2 separate regions of the Mus musculus genome follow, and region 2 is linked to region 1. Evidence: chromatin loops called from intact Hi-C (ENCODE). Cell type or tissue: heart. All regions are shown on one strand. Links, peaks and the distances in the headings refer to the core of each region. The heading gives the core; the rest is flanking DNA. Region 1 holds the start of Rcor3 (REST corepressor 3). Region 2 holds the start of Angel2 (angel homolog 2).

What was found. Hi-C counts contacts between places; a loop is a spot of excess contacts. Peaks named below come from ENCODE experiments on the same cell type or tissue, not always from the same donor. Only the 100,000 strongest peaks of a DNase experiment are listed, where the experiment ranks them.
Region 2: a loop joins it to region 1, with 6 times the contacts of the local background. A loop is called at or near these places in 3 of 42 quality-filtered maps.

The regions. Positions count from the first base shown.
Region 1 is chr1:192,136,781-192,139,628 of GRCm38, reverse strand. Rcor3 (REST corepressor 3) reads left to right here and starts at 1,589. Exons shown (of 12, transcript NM_001346740.1): 1 at 1,589-1,890; 2 at 2,140-2,196. The coding sequence starts at 1,731. It overlaps Gm10516 (predicted gene 10516), which reads right to left and starts at 2,731. Exons shown (of 4, transcript NR_033536.1): 1 at 2,568-2,731. In heart, for the core only: a CTCF peak has its summit at 1,480; a DNase peak (open chromatin) is centred at 1,438; H3K4me3 peaks cover 2,439 bases; H3K27ac peaks cover 2,246 bases.
Region 2 is chr1:190,926,840-190,929,740 of GRCm38, reverse strand. It overlaps Angel2 (angel homolog 2), which reads right to left and starts at 1,236. Exons shown (of 9, transcript NM_021421.4): 1 at 983-1,236. The coding sequence starts at 1,041. In heart, for the core only: no CTCF peak of the experiment used is centred there; a DNase peak (open chromatin) is centred at 1,180; H3K4me3 peaks cover 2,085 bases; H3K27ac peaks cover 1,704 bases.

The DNA.
Region 1 (2,848 bases), core at 349-2,848:
TTGTTTTGTGGTTTTTTTTTTTCTTGAATTTTCTTTTTATAGGCTCTAGCTTTTGTACTCCAGGATCAAAGGAGCTGATGTGACAGGGCTGAGATGAGTCGTGTTCATTAGAGGTTGGAATGTAAAAAATAAAATATCATTTCAGTTGTCCATAACATTTCTCCTTGCAGAAAATAAAAATCAGACTTAAAATATCCTTCAGCAATGTGTTTTTTAAAAAAAGGAACCGATGCTAGGTGTGGTGGTGCAGCTCTTTACTCCCAGCACTCAGAAGACAGAGGCAAGCGGATCTCTGTGAGTTCCAGGACAGCCAGAAGTACACATAGAAATCCTGTCTCAAAAAATAAAACGGGAGGGGAGGTTGAGTTGTGGTTCAAAAATTAATGGACACATATAGAGCTAAAAATCAACTATTTCCAGTACCAGTACTGTTTCTCCACCCGGACAAAATACTCCCTCCTTTAGACAGATGACCGGCCTAATTCTTGTATCCCAGAGTTTTCTTGGCTGAATTCTTGAGTAGGTCTGTTATTTCTCAGTAACAGAATTCCAAAGAACAGTTTTAACCTTCAAGGTAATTTTACTGTTACCCCCAAATTCTGCAGGACACACATCTGTATATTAAGCAACTCCCCCCCCCCTTTACTCCTGAGACACAAATCGTCCTCCTTGCCCAGACAGTATGTCATAAGCAAATATCCTTAAATCTGGGGAAGAAATACAGTCCAGCCAATCTTCAACTGGGTGCAAACTGCCAGAAGGCAGCTGGCCTCACCTTTCTCTGCAGCAGCAGCACCTCTCTGCAGAGCACTTCTCTCTCCACCCTCTCCAGAATTGCTCTGAGCCACCACCCCAGGCAGTGTCGACCCAGATAGCACTGGCCCGGGGAAGGTAGAGTTCGGTTATTTATTTCCCCACTCGTGGCATTCGCTTCTTAGACAGCAAAAGGGAAAGAGCCAAGTGGAAATACTGCCCTTTCAGTCCCTCTCGGACCTCACAGCAGAGAGGAGCTGCCTCGCCAGGTCTTTAGGGCCGGTCTCATTCCGGAGTGAACCGATCCTGCCTCCAACCGGAGGACCCAGCTCCTACCCCGGGGCGCACCTCGCGGGAGCAGCTCCTGTCTGAGGCCGCCAACCCCTGCCCGCGTCACCGGAGCTGCTCCGGTCCAAGGCCGCCATCCTCATAGCTCCTGTCAAAGGCCGCCATCCCCGCCGCTCCTCACCGGAGCAGCTCCTGAGACCGCCATCCCGGGTTCCCGGTCACGGGAGCAGCTCCCGCCCCGCGGCCCCGCCTCAGCAGGCCAAATTCCTTCAGCTGAGACAGGGCAGAGGCCGCCTCCCCGCCCTCCATGCCGCCTCCGGGGCCTCCACATCGTCTCCCGGCCCTCGAGCGCCCGGGAACCGGCCGGCTGGGGACGCGCGGGGTCCCGGCCCTCTGGTCTCTCCGCCCCGCGGCCGGAACCTCCCTAGGGCGGAGTGATCGCGGCCGCCCAGTGAGGAGCGCGCGGCCACGAGGGGCGCTCGGCCGGGTGGCACGGCGCGGGGCGGCGGCGGCGGGGGAGGGGAGGGAGGCGGGGCCGGGGCGGGCCGGTGTGGGGCGACTGCGCTACGGCTCGACCGGGGCGGTGATGGCGGCTCCATATTAACACCTCCTCCTCCTCCTCCGCGCTCCCGCCCGCGCCCGCCAGCCGTCTCCCCCTTCCCTGACGCCACCTCTCCCCCTCCTCTACCATGCCCGGCATGATGGAGAAAGGGCCCGAGTTACTGGGGAAGAGCCGATCGGCCAACGGCGGCGCCAAGAGCCCGGCGGGAGGCGGCGGCTCCTCGGCCAACGGCGGGCTGCACTTCTCGGAGCCCGAGAGCGGCTGCAGCAGCGACGACGAGCACGGGGGTACCTCGCCGCGCTCCCCGCCCCCGCCCGTCCGCCCGGCCCCCTTCCCCGCGCCCTCCTCCCCCTCGGAGCCGAGCCGCGGCCGCCGGAACTCCCGGTGCCGCCGCAGCCCGCGACCCGCGCCTCCCCGCCCCCACCCGGCCACGGCCTCGCCCGCGCTCCCGCGGCTGGAGAGTCTCTGCCTTGCCCTTCCCCTCTCCTCTCCTTATTTATTACCATTTTACCATATATCTTGGCATTGCTTTGCAGATGTTGGGATGAGAGTCGGAGCTGAATACCAAGCTCGGATCCCTGAATTCGATCCAGGTAGATATATTTGCTCACAGGAAAACCCCATCTCTCTCTCTCTTTTTTTTTCCCCCAGGCTTGCTCTGGGGTGGCCGGCGTCGGGATGGGAGGGAGTTACGTGGTGTTGAGTGTGGGGCGCACCAGGAGAGGCCAGGGCAGGGCAGGGCAGGGCAGGGCATCGCGGGCGGGGAGGCTGGCAGGCTCGGCTGGGCAGTGACACAGGGCGTGGGGGTAGATGTGTGCATGGCAAGGTGAACATGGTTCCCTCCCGCGGCACTTGCACGCTGGTGGCTTCGCACGGAGGTCGCGGGTCCGAGGCCCGGGGCGTGGGGACTGCAAAACCAAGGGCTGCAGGAGAGGGCGTGCGATCTGTGTGTGCATGAACCTACCCCAGGTCAGATGCCACTCCGACCCGCCCTGGGAACCCGGGGCTCAGCCAGGCTCCGCAGGGCCACGCTTGGCAACCGCCTGCTGTCATTAGCCCGAGCCAAGGGCGAGCCCTGCGACCCCGGCGCACACGGGATCCTGGTTTTTCTTTCTGCCGAGGCGGTGTGGACCTGGGCGGGGAAACGCCCGTGCCCGACACCGCCCCGGTCGCCCCCAACCCCTCCCCGCGCGCCGACCCAGCCCGGGGAAGCCAGACCACAGGACAGCGGCAGCAGCTGCCAAG
Region 2 (2,901 bases), core at 243-2,742, 1.2 Mb after region 1:
GTCTCTAATTCTCCTGCCTCCACCTCCCCAGTGCTATAACGGTTTACTTTCTGTCTTGAAATGTTTCTATACTGCAACCTGCACAGTGACGCTTATTCTTTGGATTGGCAGTTATTTATACCACATCTTTTTCTTGTAAGATAGTGAGCTTTTGAGGGTTCGAACCTCAGTATTCTCTGAAAGCCCAGTCTCCACCCAAGGGCCAAGCACACAGCTGGTACTCAGAAAATGCCATAGCACAGGAACCAGGAATGGAGTGGGCAGATCCCAACGGCTTATGTAACGACAGTGTGCTATTTCCCACGCGTGGTACGATATAGTTTCAAAGGTTATACAAACCACTGGAATCTTAATAACTAAGTCCTCAAAGTTTATAGGAGAAAAACATAATCCGTACATCCAATTTAAGATTCGGTGGATACTACTTGGGGTGACATTATTAGAGGCTGCATGTACTGTGGCGCTTTAAAATTTCAAGTGAGTTATTTTTTTACTTTTGGAGGCGGAGTGTCACGCTCGCTGCCTAATCCAGGCCAGCCTCAAATTCATGGTTATCCTCCCGCCTCGGCCTCCGGGGTGTGGAAAGTGCAGGCGTGAGCCATCACGCCAGGCTCTCAAAGAGTGGATTGAAAGAAAAATACCCAGGACGGAGCAAGAACTTGAGTGGCGGTGAAAGTTGGCCTCCGCGTGACCGACGCTGCCCAGCCACCCCGGGGCGCGCAGCCTCCCTCCGGGCGGGGCCCTGCGCGCGGGCGGCGGCGGCGAGCGTGGAGGCCGCGCGAGGCCCGCAGGATCCCGGAGGCCGCGGCCACCGCTGCTGCCCGCCCGCGCGTTACCTCTCCCCGGGCGCCGCCTGGCGCGTCCCCGCCGCGGACCCTCTTCCTCCGCCTTCCTCCCGCGCCCCGCCGCCCCGCCCCTCCCCTCCCCGCCCGCCCCTCCAGGTCCCTCCCTCTGTCCATCCCGCCGGCCGCTCGCCACTGACCGGCCTCGCCCCGCCACACAGCGGCCGTAGCCCCTCCTCACACAGCGCCACGTCTCCATCTTGGCTCTCTGTGAGCGCCCAACGCCCGGGCCCGCGGCTGCACCTCAGCTTCGGCCGCTCGCCGGGTCCTACCGGATCCCCATCACTCGGCTCCCGGCCGGCCGCTAGGCATGCTGGGAGGAGCGTCTCGCCGCAGGCCCGGTCACCATCTTGCCTTCTGGGGCAGTTCCTTTAAGCAGTGCGACTCCGGGCATGCGCAGAGCGTGCGCGGACAGCCATTTCCTGGTAGGGCGGAAGGCTAGCGCTTGACGGCTTTCTTAAGACATAGGAAGGAGCAGGAGCTGCGTGAGACCTAAAGTGTATTTACGTGGTTGCGTAGATCCAAAAGGTAGATTTCCACGTTGAGGAAATACTATTCTGTGGGTTCCCGTAGAACTTTATAATTGATTTTGTGCAAATCTCAGAGAACCCACTTGTACATTAATTAGTGCGTTGATGATCCGAGTCTGTCAGATCGAGCGTAGCTTTCTTGGAAAACATAAATGGAGAAGGGACAGCGAGAATAGCGAGGCAGAGGGCACTGGAAACCAGGGTCGCTGCTTGCTTAGTTTCTTTGGTAGAGCTGTGTAGCTGTGGGTAGTAATTTCTTGGGAAGTTTTGTTCTTTTCCTTGTGTTAATTTTGAGAGATACTTTATCCTTCGTGTATATCCTTCTCTTTATCTGCAGTTGTTATATTGTGTAAACATGTCAGGAATGCTGAATTAGCAAACTCTGAGGAAAGCTAGTCTCTGATTGCACACGCACACTCGTGAGTGTCCTTAGACAAAAGTCTTGTGCAGTCCAGGCATTCGTCAAACTTATCTCACATGCCTGTCTGAGCACTGTGGTCACCAGCAACGTACTGCCATACTTGGCTTCGGACCACATTTTCATCAACCAATATGAAGTCTTGTTTTATGCATGTTCCTTATTTAATTTATATTGTCACTTCATTAACGTTAAACTCTGTCCAACAGTCTTCTGATACATACCTAATTGAAGATAATTTAGTACACATATTTTCTCTATATTACATCATTAACTTTTGTCACCTCAGAATCTTGCAGCAGTATACTTGGGGGGCACTTTTAATAGAAAAATCAGTAAAACTGTGGGAAAGGGACACTAAGTAGTCGGTAGAAAGGTTAGTTTTTTACGGTCTGAAAACTCAAGAGGGCAGAGTGCCTTGTTTAACCTCAGGGACAAGCACACTAGGCAACTAAAATTTGCCTTTCTCCTTGTTGGAGAAAAACCAAAACACTGTGAGGATTGATTTGGACATTTTAGGTAGGTTTTAGGGAGTAGGCAGTTTACAAACGCAGTGTCCACAAATGGGGGCTGACTGCTTGAGGTTTATACTGTCCTATTTTCTAAGGGTGATCACAATGTTGTTGTTAGTTACATGTGGCCAGTAGTGTCCTATATGCCTTGTTCCATAATCACATTGTAAGTGACTTGTGAACAGTGTCCATGACTCCTGTTCAAATCTATTCAACCTAGTACTCTACTGACTACACAACATACGGCAAACAAAGATCATTGATAGGGTTATTAACTGGAGCAGACTTAAGGAAGACCTGTCAATCACCAGACTTTCTCCTCCAAGCACACCTTAGCTCCTCTGCTTGTTGTGCAAAGAAAAATGTAGTGTTTTGAAATAAGCAAATGGCATTAAGGTCCTTCCTTCCTTCCTTCCTTCCTTCCTTCTTTCCTTCCTTCCTTCCTCCCTCCCTCCCTCCCTCCCTCCCTTTCCTTTGTTTGAGACAGGGTTTCTCTGTGTAGCCCTGGCTGTCCTGGAACTCACTCTGTAGACCAGGCTGACCTGGAACTCAGAGATCCACCTGCCTCTACCTCCAGAGTGTTGGGATTAAAGGCGTGC